3 separate regions of the Homo sapiens genome follow, and all the other regions are linked to region 1. A link is a contact called in ENCODE Hi-C or POLR2A ChIA-PET data. All regions are on one chromosome and are shown on one strand. The core of a region is the stretch at or near the end of the contact, and the rest is flanking DNA. Distances in the headings are between cores, read along the strand shown. Region 1 holds the start of ZMYM1 (zinc finger MYM-type containing 1). Region 2 holds the start of KIAA0319L (KIAA0319 like). Region 3 overlaps KIAA0319L (KIAA0319 like).

Region 1 (4,258 bases), core at 1,072-3,571:
AAACAAAAAATCAATTTTATTTCTTTATACTAGAACAGAAAAATATAAAAATAACCATTTTCTGCAGCATCATAAATATCAAATATAGGAATAAATCTAATGAAAGCTATTAAAGAACTCTACAGTGAAAACAAAACATTGCTGAGAGAAATTAAGGAAGATCTAAATAAATGCTCATTGATGGAAAGAGTCAATATTAATTTTTCTCCTAATTAAGCTGTAGATGAAAATCCCAGCAGGGGTTTTTGTGGAATTTGTAAGGTAATTCTAATGTATATACAATGTGCATACAGAGCCTAGCATAACCAAGACAATATCAAAAAAAAAAAATGTTGGAAGGGCTTATAAAGCTACAGTAAATTAAGATAGTGTGGTATGGACACAAGCAAAAACAAAACAGAGTCTGGAAGCAGATATACTCCTATCCCTTATTTCTTCGCATTATACCACTTCTTTATACATTACACTTTGCTAAGATTTATTTTATTCGGCCGGGCACGGTGGCTCCTGTCTGCAATCCCAGCACTTTGAGAGGGTGGATCAGCTGAGGTCGGAGTTCTAGACCAGCCTGGCCAACATGGTGAAACCCTGTCTCTACTAAACAAAAATTAGCCAGGTGTGGTGTAATCCCAGCTACTTGGGAGGCTGAGGCAGGAGAATCACTTGAACTGGAGGTGGAGGTTGCAGTGAGCTGAGATCGCGCTACTGCACTCCAGTCTGGGAGACAAGAGTGAAATGCTGTCTCAAAAAAAAAAAATTATTTTATTCAACTGAGTTCTGCAAGGTCTTTTACTAGCCTGATGGGAAGGCTGGAGGCAGAAGGCTATATGTTTTTCAAACCAAACTAAAATGTCCATGGTTAATTCTGCAGGCAATGAAGAGCCATCATTTCCGAAGTGCCTTGGTACCGGGTTACACTGATGAGTAGGATGTCCCAACCAGTAAGTATATACAAGGTACTGAGAAGAAATGAAAAAAGAAGACGGTCAGTCTTCTGGGAGGTGAAATTTGAGCTGGGTTTTAAAGTGTCTACCAACCAATGATGGCGGATATTCCTGGTATAGAGACAGCATGTACAAAACCACAAATAGCCGGGCACAGTGGCTCAAGCCTGTAATCCCAGCACTTTGAGAGGCCCAAGCAGGTGGATTGCTTCGATTCAGGAGTTCGAGACCAGCCTAGGCAACATGAAGATAACCTGTCTCTACAAAAAATACAAAAATTAGCTGGGCGTAGTGGGGAGCACCTGTTGTTCCAGCTACTCTGGAACCTGAGGTGGGAGGATCGCTTAAGCTCGGAAGGCTGAGGCTGCTTGTGAGCCGTGATCGTGTCACTGCACTCAGCCTGGGCCAAAGAGCGAGACCCAGTCTCCAAAAAAAAAAAAAAAAAAAGAAGCACAAATATATGGGAACTAGAAGGAGTGGGACTGTTGTTGCAGATAAAGTACAAGTGCAAGAGTGCTAGTAGAAGGAACTGGAAAGTTTGAAAAGTAGACATGGGTCATGTCAGGAAGGTCCCTGATACCAAATACCTTAAAATTAATCTTGTAAATCAGCAGCGTTCAAACTGTGCTTTTGGGGTTCAGCAAACATTTCATTTTTTTTTTTGAGACGGGGTCTCGCTCTGGAGTGCAGTGGCACGATCTCGACTAAATGCAACCTCTGCCTCCCGGTTCAAGCGATTCTCCTGCCTCAGCCTCCTGAGTAGCTGAGATTACAGGCGCCTGCCACCAAGCCCAGCTAATTTTTGTACTTTTAGTAGAGACGGGGTTTTGCCATGTTGGCCAGGCTGGTCTCGAACTTCTGACCTCAAGAGATCCGCCCGCCTGGGCCTCCCAAAGTGTCGGGATTACAGGCTTGAGGCACCACGCCCGGCCAGGAGTCAAACTTTTGAAAAATCACTGCTCAATGAAGGAGAGATACAGGTGTGATGGGGCTTCTGAAACGGAGGCTGCGGAGCGAGACTAAAGTCTGAAGGCCCAGTTACTACACAGGAGCAGGAGGCGGCGAGAATCGCTGGAAGCGGGGAGCACTAACCCCCCCAGTCTATGAGGGCAAGGTTAAAGGAGGCGGCAAACACAATCCACGTCAGGGCCTGGCCCGGAGTTCCCGACCCCCATCTGGCGGAATCCGCACTCAAAGCTCCGTCTCTAAAACCCCGACCCGGCGCGTCATCCTCCCTCCGACCGACAGCAGAAACCCTGCCCCTTTCGAGTAAGGCGCAGGAGTAAAGACCGAAACCAGAGCCGCATGAGGAGGCTTACTAATTTCTCTCAGGGACGCCCCGCCCAACGCTTCTGAAACAATCTTCGAAGCGAAACGGCCCCGCCGACCCCGCCCCTCTCCCGTCGTGCTCTGCGGTTGAGCATGCGCAGGGCCGCTGGCTCAGGGTGGTCCCAGCTCCCTGAATTGGGAAGAGCGACTTTGGGATAGAAGAAGTGGGAGAGGGGGAGGGGAAGAGTCCTTACGGCCCGCATAGGATCTTACCCTTGAAGTCGTCGCTGGCTGGCAGCCAAAGTAGGACCCTTGACTCAGAGCTCAGGCAGGGCAGTTAGATTTCCTGGATTTGAGAGATGGCTTTACTACTTATTAGCTGTGTGCTAGTAAGCGATTTGACAACTTCTATAAATCTCCATTTCTTCGACCTTGAAATGGGGATAATTGTAGTGGCTGCATCGTAGGTTTGTAAACATTAGGCAGGCTTCTGCAGAAGCTGGACTCAAAAAAAAAAAATATGACAGGCAATGTTAGCAAAGTGCCAGTTGCAGAGTAAATTCCTAGTAAAAGGAAATTATCCTCAGAGGTAGGGAGGGAGTTCAGACTTCTTTCATTAGTACGTTAAAATTAAAATGACCCCAGGCTGGGTGTGGTGGGTCACACCTATAATTCCAGCACTTTGGGAGGCCGAGGCGGGTGGACTGCTTGAGTTCAGGAATTCAAGACCATCCTGACCAACATGGTGAAACCCCGTCTCTATTAAAAATACAGAAATTAGCCGGGCATGGAGGCGGGCGCCTGTAATCCCAGCTACTTGGGAGTCTGAGGCAGGAGAATCGCTTGAAGCCAGGAGGCAGAGGTTGCAGTGAGCTGAGATTGTACCACTGCACTTCAGCCTGAGCGACAGAGAGAGACTGCGTCTCAAAAAAAAAAAAAAAAAAAAAAAAAAAAATTAAAATAACCCCAAACTGCATGTCAAAAATAATGGCATATTTTAAATGTTTTTTGACAATACTTTCAACACCTAAAAAAGTATAGGACGAACTAACTGTGCTATTCCTAAAGGCATAAGAGGATTCTAAAATATATATATAAGGTTGAATGATGAACTTATTATAATCATATTTGACAATTACTTTTAAAGGAGATATTCTCAAAAATCTAAATTTGAGGCCCTTGTGAAGGTGAGGTCCAGACCAAAAGGGCCTCCTAATCCTTGCTGCTATGGTCCTTAAATATCCTTTGGAATTAGCCTCAAATCTAATATAAACCCTTTGGTAATTTGAAATATTATACGAGTAACTGAAGTTAATTTCTCCAACATTTATTATTACCTTCTAATATTCATAATAATCTGTTTAGACTGTTAGGATTAGAAAGGACCTTACTGAAATGATCTCTCCTCTAATGCTCCCTTCCTACCAAAGGAAAAGCTGAAGGCAAGAGGATAAAGGTAATTTGCCCCAAGTTACACAGCAACTCAGTGACTGGGATTAGATTGGAACCCAGAAATGAGTCCTGGTTCAGTGGGCATCCAAAGGCAAGTGATGTCATTGTAAATGCCCCGTGGGTTCACCTTGCCCGCTACCTAAACACAGTCCATTTATCAAGACGGGGAATTGCAATAGAGAAAGAGTAATTCACGCAGAGCCAGCTGTGCGGGAGACTGAAATTTTATTATTATTTAAATCAGTCTCCTCGAGCATTTGGGAATCAGAGTTTTTAAGGACAACTGGTGGGTGGGGGGAAGCCAGTGAGCCAGAAGCGCTGATTGGTTAGGTAGGAGATGAAATAATGGGAAGTTGAAGCTGTCTGTCCTCATGCGCTGAGTTAGTTCCCTGGTGGGGGCCACAAGATCAGATGAGCCTGTTTATCTATCTGGGTGGTACCAGCTGATCCATCAAGTGCAGGGTCTGCAAAATATCTCAAGCACTGGTCTCAGGAGCAGTTTAGGGAGGGTCAGAATCTTGGCCTCCAGCTGCATGACTCCTAAACCATAATTTCTAATCTTGTGGCTAATTTGTTAATCTTATAAAGGCAGT
Region 2 (4,258 bases), core at 525-3,024, 480 kb before region 1:
TGGGGTTTCGGCCCTCTGCCTGGTTCAGAGCTGGCTCGCAATCCGAGGCCATGATGCTCGCCTTGCCCAACTGTGAACACAAGAGGGACTGAGCATCCCTCTGCAGAGGAGGGACGGGGGTGGGGTGGGGGTGAGAGTGGAGGATGGAGGGAGGGAGGGATTAGCACAGAGGGAGGGGAGGAGAGAATCTGGAGGGGTGGACTCCTCAGGACTGACCTCCCCCCAGAAGCCCCTTTAAGGGGCTGGATCTGCAAATCCTTAGGGATAAAGAAGGGACCCTGGTCCAAGGTCACCTCCAGAAAGCGGGAAAGAAGGACCATGCATGCTGCTGCTCAGCCGGACAGCTCTCCTCACCAGTCTCCTGGGGGTGGGCGGGAGCTGGCCCCACTGCTCAGCTGTCCCCCTGGCACCGGAGGCTGGGTTTTATCTCCCTCCACAGGGACACAGAGGGAGTGAGTGGTGAGGACAGACAGGGAGAAATGGAGACATACATGGGTGAAGTTCGATTATCCGGACTCAGGCTGACATGGGAGAAAAGGACACCCCAGGCTTCCTTTCCCCTCCCTTCTTCAGAGGCAGAGATACGCTTCAGAAGTGAGAATACAAGACGCTCAACAGGGAAGGCTTGGAGGCCCCTTTGGGGACCCCACCCCTCCAGCCAGGGCTCTCAGTCGCCCCCGCAGGCTCCTTGCCTCCTCTCCTTTCCCTCCCTCGGGTAGAGGCTGCAGCAGCAGCAGCAGCGGCGGCGGCAGCAGCAGAATTAACCCCTTGCGCTCCCTCTTCTCGCCCTCCCCGTCCCGCTACCAGCCTGTGGATGCCGGCAGGGGCTGGAGAAGCAAGAGGGGGTCCCGGATAGTTCCCAGGACAACGGAGAATCCAAAAGCCGGATAATCGAAGCAGGGCTGCTGAGATGGGGAGATGAGAAGGGGAGGAGGGTTCCTGGCGGTCACCACCTGTCCCGCCGCAGCCAGGTCACAACACGACATTGATGAAGTCACGACAGGGCGGCGATGAGATCACACTTCACGATGGCGCGGTGATGTCACGGAGAGATCACGTCAAAATCACGACATGGGAGACAGCCCCCAAAGATGACAGGGCAAATTAAAAAAAAAAAAGATATATATTGAAAAGGGCTGTGACAAAATGGAGTCTCGACAGGGCACGATGGTGTCGCGATATGGCGCGATGGAGTCGCGATAGGGTCCCCGGGGTGTGTCGGCATCGATCAGCGCCGGCTCGGAGAGGCCCCGGCTGGGATGCAGGGGAGGGCCCGAAGGGGGCTGAGCTCACCAGGCTGCGGCCCCGAGCGGCGAAGTCTTCTCCCAGCGCGATGCTCCGGGAGCCTCGGGCCGCTGCTCACGCCGCGTTGCCCACTCCTGGCTCCAGGCTGCTGCAGCTCCACCCCCACCCCCGCACCGCTCTTGACGAATCCGCGGCTGCTTCACTCCGGGCTCTGGCCAATGGCAAGTCAGGGTGCTAAGCAGTAGGGGGTGCCGCCGTTGCCGCCATCTTGCTTGTGGGTATTGCCCGAGTCTGGGGGCTGGGGCTCGAGCGAAGGAGGCAAGGTGCAGACTGCCTCTGGAGAGCGGGCGGCGAGAGGCTGGGGGCCCAGATTCCTTCGCTTGTGCGTAGTTTTACCCGCCCAGCACTGCCCCTCCTCCCCCTTGGTCTCGCGGCCGGCATTGCCCTTCCCGGGGGAGGGGCGGGAGGGCTTGGTTAGCATGGAGAGTGTGTTTCCGGGTCGGTCCCGGGGAGGTGGGAGGAGGCGGTGTTTCCGGCCGCCGTCGCTGTCCAGGGAGGCTGAGGCGAGAGGTAGCTGTCCGGGTGGGGAGCCCGCACTACCTTCTTCCTCTTCCTCCTCCTCCTCCGGGTGAGGGGAGCGAAGGTTGGGGGTCCCCGAGCCCATGGACCAGGAGGAGGCGGAGGCCGCCGAGAGCCGGGGCCCCGCTATGTGGCCCTGAGCCCCGGTAGGTGGCCGGGGGCGGCTGGCTGCCAGGCCGAGGACCATGGGCTCAGGGGAGGGGCAAGCGGGACGGGCGATGTCAGCGGCTGCGCTGGCCGGATGTTGGGTCCGGAGGTGGCGCCCCTGGCTCGGCCAGGGCAGCCAGCTGCTTCTGTCCTTGCAGGTGCGCAGCTTGGGTCCCAGGCTGAACCCCGCTTCTCTCGGGCCTGGGCCTAGTCATGCAGCTCCCTCCATCCCCTGAGAGCCAGGCAGACAGCCGGGGTTCGGGGCGCTGCCGTCCTTCTTCCACCTTCGACCTCTGCAGCCTAGTCTTTAGTTGCTGTCTCTGATGTTTGGTCTCTCCACCGAGATAGAAAGTTGGTGCAGAATGAAGAGGGGATGGGGTTGAGCACGATGTGTCCATTATAATGTGAAACCTGCCTCATCCACGATTTTGAAAATTATGCCCCACAGAGGGTCCTGTAGTGGCTGCAGTGAGCACAAAGGTGAAATGAAGGAAGTCAAAATTGATAACCTCTGGCGGGATTCCAGGAACTCTTTGGCTTCTGGTCTCATAGTGGTTGTGTCCAACTGACAGTAGTTGCAGTTAGTGAAGAGCATTAGCTGACTCTCCTTGTGCTCTCTCCTGTGATTAACAGACTGAAAACTAGGAACAAATTGGAAAGACGACCTCCCAGAACAATCTGTTCATTTTTCCAGCTATTTGGAAAACAGTGTCTGCAAATATAAGCAAAGCTATTCATGGCAGTCTGTTCTGTAACTTTCCCAAATATCTGAGACTTTTTAAAAAAGAGCTTTATTCTCGATTACTCATACCAACTGAATAGATTGTTTCAGACGTGCTCCATCGTTGTTCAAACATATCTTATCGCTGTGTACATAAATGGAGTTCCACGTATGTAGTTGACAGACTGAACTGTGATACATCCCCCATCAACCTGAAGTATTAAGTAAACATTACCCCCTGCTCTGTCTGAACAGCTGCTGCAACAGAGAGTGCTTTTATTTTGGGTGTACTTGTAACGCCCTAAATGCCAGAACTATTGTGAGCTTCTCTAGATTTTCATTTGTCAAGTATTGTGGGGGTGTGTGTTCTCTCCCTGGGTTGTTACCCTTTGATTCAGTAACAAACTATTCGGATCTTGGTGATGTGTTGTTGTTCTTGCGTTTGGTCAGCAAGCCTTTAACTGGACCCTAGCAGTGATTTGTGCCCTTAGGCAATTATAGGTTTCAGAGGAATGACTGGTTAGGAGTTCAAATGAAATTAACTCTGCCTTTCTCTTAGACGCAAGATTTATTAGACATGGCACTTCTAATCAGCTTGTTAGTCCAGTGGTGTTTATTACTCCATTTTTCAAAAGCTATTCATTTCTTTTCTGCTTCTCCCACCCACCTGTCAGGCTATTGATGACAGCTGTTGAGTCACCTTGAGTTTTAAATCCTTTTGTGGTAGGCAGAAATGTGTTGGGTAAGATTCATACACACCCATACATGCACACATGCATACTCACTCGTTCCCTCTTGGGAGGCTAGAGAAATTGCTGGATGTACTTTCTAACTTAGGCTCCATTTCATAATCTCTTGAACATGTCTCTGGCCCACACACCTCCTTTCTGCCCCCTGCTCCCTGAAATACAACTACAAAACAACTAGAAATAGGAATGGATGGAAGTGAATGAGAACGATGAAGTCCTTCAGATGCATGTGGTTCTGCAAAAGCCTTTTCTTGGGTGGGCTGCACCTTAGTTTTGCAGCTGTGTGTATGTCTGTGGCTGTTTCTTGGTATTAGTCAGTATTGGTATCCAGCCCAGGCAATGCTGATCTCCCTGTATGCTGGCCGTGGATAGGAGTTAGGGGTTGGCAGCCTGTGTCGTTTGCTGGATGTAGATGACAGGTACATAGTTGGACAGAAGTTTTTGAATTGCTTCTTCAGAACTCAGTCAACCCTCATAATGTTGCCAATATTTACGTACTAATTTAGACAATATAGCAAAGTTTTATATGAGGGGAGAAATTTATGGTAAATGAGTTTTTCTGCTGGAAGAGACCTAAATAATCCAGCCCCTAGATTCTGGAGTAGCCAGCATAGTGCCTGACGTAAGTATCTGTTGAATGCAGGGATTGGGGTGGGTAGCATTGAGGTGTAAATTGAATAGATTTTCATGATAATAGTGGTGGGCGGAGACAGTAGCAGACTGGAGAGTGCATGCCCTGCCTAAAGACATTTGCATTCAGAAATTTAAAAAATACTGGGCCAGACATAACCCTCAGGTTACTTTACCTCTGAGGGTG
Region 3 (4,258 bases), core at 742-3,241, 430 kb before region 1:
TCGTAGTTGGTATTCTTCATCTTTTTTTTTAAGGGAGTTCTATTTTCTGTGGCCTTCTAAATTGCCTCGTCTGGTGTTAGGTTGGTGCCAGTGCTGGCTTCCATAGTGCTCCTGACTCAATACTCTAGAAGCTTGCCTTTACCTTCCTTTTATCTTTGATTAGTTTCCACATTTAGTCCGTTGGACATTTAGTAAGTATTCCGTGGGAGTCAGATTGGCTTTGGCTGATTGTCAGTTGCTTTCGTTAGAGGTCTTTTCAGTTGTGTGTACATGCAGACATGATTATCCATATCTTCAGTGTTTTGATTCTATTGCATATTTTTTCTATGTAATTCTAACATATATTTTATGTTATAAGCCCAGGGCCAGGACTAGGGTAAGGAGAGAGGTGCCCAGAACACAGAATTTAAAGAGACACTCACTATGAAGGTCCTGTGAGCCAACCCTTTGCTGGAATGACTCTGAAAGTGAGCACCTCCTTAAATTTTGTGCCTGAGGCACCTCTCTTGCCTCACCCTAGTTCTGTTTCTATATAACCCTGACAATAGCTGGTAATAGACACCTATAGAGCCAGTACCTTAAAATGAACTCACATAATCACTTCCATTTAGAACAAGTTTTGACTTCATCTAAGAAAACAGAGGTGAGATACTATTTCAGAAAAATCAATGCCATACCTGAAATAATTAAAACAGTCCAAAGTTTATCCATCAGCAACATTAGCCAGAATTTTGGATCATATTATTTAGGTTACCCATAGCATGTCACTGTTGTACTTAGGTTCCATTATTTCTTATCATGACATGACTTGTCATTAGGAAGTTCTTTCTAGCAGAATTGCTCTCGTGGTTAAAATTTTTGGTAATCTTGACTACCACTCTGGCTGATACTATGATATGCAAAACCATTTGACTTTGGCAAATGATTGGTTAAAGAATGAATGTGCCTATTAACTGCATGAGGTTCAGAGTACTCAGTCTGTGTTGCTGCCAGTTTGCTGGGGAAACTGTTCTTCTGGTCCCACAGTTCTCACATTGCTACCTGTTCTTCTGGTCCCACAGTTCTCACATTGTCCCTGAGAAATACCTTGGAGGTGAGTGGGAGGTCATCAGGTATTGGGACTCTGCCCTCTTCCTCCCAACTTGCCACTTCCCTGCATATGCTTCCACCAGAATACCTCTTTTTTTGTTTTTGTTTTTGTTTTTGTTTTCCTGTTTATGAAGTGACATTCTGTGTAAAAGGTCTCCATGGCAGGAACTCATTGAGAAGGAGAACAATTAATGAATGTGGAGCAGTATTTCTAGAACCTAAAATATCCGAAGACAAAAAACACTCTCTTTCACTTCCTTTGTTCCACTCACTAGATGGCTTTCTCACCCTCTTAAAAACTCGTCTTCAAAATAACCTCAAATGTTGGTTCTCAGGGCTCTTTATGGAGCAGTAGTCTCTGTTTTTATTTCATCTGAAAATGTTTTCATTCTTTGTTTTTAGATGCCAGTGAGAGCAGGTGCCAGCAGGGGAAGACACAATTTGGAGTTGGCCTGAGATCTGGGGGAGAAAATCACCTCTGGCTTCTTGAAGGAACCCCCTCTCTCCAGTCATGTTGGGCTGCCTGCTGCCAGGACTCTGCCTGCCATGTCTTTTGGTGGCTAGAAGGGATGTGCATTCAGGCAGACTGCAGCAGGCCCCAGAGCTGCCGGGCTTTTAGGACACACTCCTCCAATTCCATGCTGGTGTTTTTAAAAAAATTCCAAACTGCAGATGATTTGGGCTTTCTACCTGAAGATGATGTACCACATCTTCTGGGGCTAGGTTGGAACTGGGCATCTTGGAGGCAGAGCCCACCCAGAGCTGCACTCAGACCTGCTGTATCTTCCAGTGACCAGCAGAGCTTAATCAGGAAGCTTCAGAAGAGAGGTAGTCCCAGTGACGTAGTTACACCTATAGTGACACAGCATTCTAAAGTGAATGACTCCAACGAATTAGGTGGTCTGACTACCAGTGGCTCTGCAGAGGTAAGCATGCTATGAATAAGGAGCAGAGAAATGGTTAAATCTGCTCTTACATTTGGTATATATGAGCAATGAAGCTGATGCTTGCGGGCAGTGCTCATAGGCTGAGGAGTGTATATATAAAGCTGCTTGGTGTCAGCTTCTTTGGTGCTGCCCAGATGTACAAAGGGTAATTTGACCCTAGAGATGTTCATGCTATGTAGGTCTGACCATTGTTTTGGTAAATGCAGAAAGCTGCTCATTATCTAGTCTAAGCTGGTTCTTGGCTACAGGTAAGTACAGTTGTATGGCTGTTAGTATTCACCAACCATTCTGCAGTATTTTCTGCCAAATTGCAAAACAGTTGATTGATGTGGTTACAGTCAAGTTCTCCTCCATCTCTCGCCTGTAAACACATTCTTTATGAGGTAGTTTCTATTCCAGTCAGAATTAACCATGCTTGGTACTACAGATTAAGATCTGACCTGCTGGGCTGTGGAGCAGGATGTGGCCATTAGCCAAGAGGTCTCTGGAGTGAATTCTCACCAAGCTGTATATGCCAAGGGAGATACCACCAGTAGAGTTTATTCTGCTTATTATGTTTCTTCATTGTTGATCTCCTTGGGGAAATGATTAAAAGGAATGACTCACTCTCTGCTCAGTCTTCCTTGATTGCTGTGACTTATTTTTGTATTTGTTTTGTCCTAGTTGTCTCTATCAAGTTGAAGCCAGAGTGGGCTATGACATGCCAAGCGCTCTGTGTACTAATTGTTGCACTGTATCATTTTGTTTAATTTTCATAGCAATATTTCCAAGTAGGCATTATTAGCCCTGTTTACCTGGTGAGAAAACTGAGGCCCAGAGAGGTTAAACAGTTTGCCAGTGATCATGCAGCATAGCTAGAATTGGAACCCAGATTTAATATTAAGAAAAAAACTTTTTAGTGCAGTATTAGAGAACAATCCTAGATTTAATATGCCCATAAACATTTATGGCTACCTACTGTCAATGTCAGGCACTTTTCTAAGCCTTAGAGATACAAAGGTGAATAAGAATGGTTCATTCCCTCAGGGAGTTTATAATCTAGTGGAGACTGATACATGAAGATAGGTATTTACAGTGGTGTATAATTATTGCATTAACATACTTATGTACACAATGCAGTAAGAACACAAGAAGTGATTCACTTCAGCAGGCAAGTGGTGTGTATGTGCAGGTAAGACTTCTCCGAGATGTTTAACATTTCTTGAAGGATGTGTAGGATTGTACTGGGGTGGGGTTAATGGTGGTAAAAAAACATTCTGGACAGAGCCACAGTGTATGTAAAGGCTCGGTCATAGTCATTGTGTATTTACTTGCGAGGTACTATACTAAGCTGGATACTGGGAATATTACAATAAATAAGATGAATATCATTTCTGCCTTAACAAGGCTTATACTCTGGCAAGGAATATTACATTTCTAATAATTAAATTATTATAATAATTATAAGCTTGATGTGGGTAATGAGAGGGTAAATACAGAGTGCCGTGAAAGCATCCAACAGGCACCTAATACAAACTAAGGTGTCAGGTTAGGCCACTTTAAAGAAAGAAAGTTTAAGCTGATATTTGAAGTAGGAATTCGGAAAAGAAACAGGGAAAAAGAGTATTTCAGGCAGAGGAAATAACAATTTCAAAGTGTGTTAGGTGCCCTAGAATATGGCGAGCTCAAGAAATTGGGAGAGACTGGTGTTGCTGGGCAAACGGAGAAAGAGAGCTGGTGGTGAAAGAGAAGTCTTGAGAGGTATGCAGAACCTTGAGGCCTTATTAAAATACTGGTTTTTATCTGAAGATCAGTGGGAAACCATTAGGGAGTTTTAAGTAGGGAATGACATAATCAGATAGTGGCTATGTGGTGAGTAGACTGGAAAGGGCGAGAATATACAGTTGACCCTTGAACAGTGTAGGGGTTAGGAATGTCAACCCTTTGTGCAGTTGGAAATTTGCATAAACTTCAGAATCCCCCAGAATGTAGCTACTAAAAGCCTGCTGTTGACTGGAAGCCTTACCAATAAGATAAACAGTCGATTAACACATATTATGTATGTCATATGCATTATATACTGTATTCTTAAACTAGATAAAATGTTAAGAAAATTGGCTGGGTGTGATGGCTTATGCCTGTAATCCCAGCACTTTGGGAGGCCAAGGCGGGCGGATCACAAGGTCAGGAGATCGAGACCATTCTGGATAACACGGTGAAACCTTGTCTCTACTAAAAATACA

What was found. A loop is a pair of places that touch in the nucleus more often than their neighbours do. ChIA-PET counts read pairs that join two places held with the same protein, here RNA polymerase II (POLR2A). Pooled maps may share reads with other maps.
Region 2: a loop to region 1 is called in a map of Caco-2, with 6 times the contacts of the local background. The contact joins the promoter of KIAA0319L here to the promoter of ZMYM1 in region 1. A Hi-C loop is called at or near these places in 1 of 168 maps with a recorded cell type or tissue (Caco-2), 2 of 37 single-sample maps with no recorded cell type and 9 of 50 pooled maps. POLR2A ChIA-PET finds 5 or more read pairs at or near these places in 5 of 52 experiments (A673, AG04450, CD4-positive, alpha-beta T cell and 2 more).
Region 3: a map with no recorded cell type shows a loop between it and region 1 (7-fold over the local background). The contact joins the enhancer-like site here to the promoter of ZMYM1 in region 1. A Hi-C loop is called at or near these places in 1 of 37 single-sample maps with no recorded cell type and 6 of 50 pooled maps. POLR2A ChIA-PET finds 5 or more read pairs at or near these places in 1 of 52 experiments (CD8-positive, alpha-beta memory T cell).

The regions. Positions count from the first base shown.
Region 1 is chr1:35,077,448-35,081,705 of GRCh38, reverse strand. It overlaps ZMYM1 (zinc finger MYM-type containing 1), which reads right to left and starts at 2,321. Exons shown (of 10, transcript NM_024772.5): 1 at 2,264-2,321. RefSeq lists an enhancer at 1,896-2,414.
Region 2 is chr1:35,554,919-35,559,176 of GRCh38, reverse strand. KIAA0319L (KIAA0319 like) reads left to right here and starts at 1,774. Exons shown (of 21, transcript NM_024874.5): 1 at 1,774-1,970. It overlaps NCDN (neurochondrin), which reads right to left and starts at 1,378. Exons shown (of 7, transcript NM_014284.3): 1 at 954-1,378; 2 at 1-70. The coding sequence starts at 986. RefSeq lists enhancers at 1-162, 1,541-1,600, 890-1,616, 1,617-2,344, 3,145-4,100 and 1 more and silencers at 550-759, 1,831-1,970, 1,981-2,080.
Region 3 is chr1:35,504,369-35,508,626 of GRCh38, reverse strand. It overlaps KIAA0319L (KIAA0319 like), which reads left to right. Exons shown (of 21, transcript NM_024874.5): 3 at 1,492-2,015. Among named protein-coding and RNA genes, the nearest start is that of KIAA0319L, 51 kb to the left of the region's middle. RefSeq lists an enhancer at 1,362-1,411. Within about 2 kb of position 1,991, at least 11 of the 41 ENCODE cell types and tissues checked have a DNase peak (open chromatin) inside an H3K27ac peak, as active enhancers do.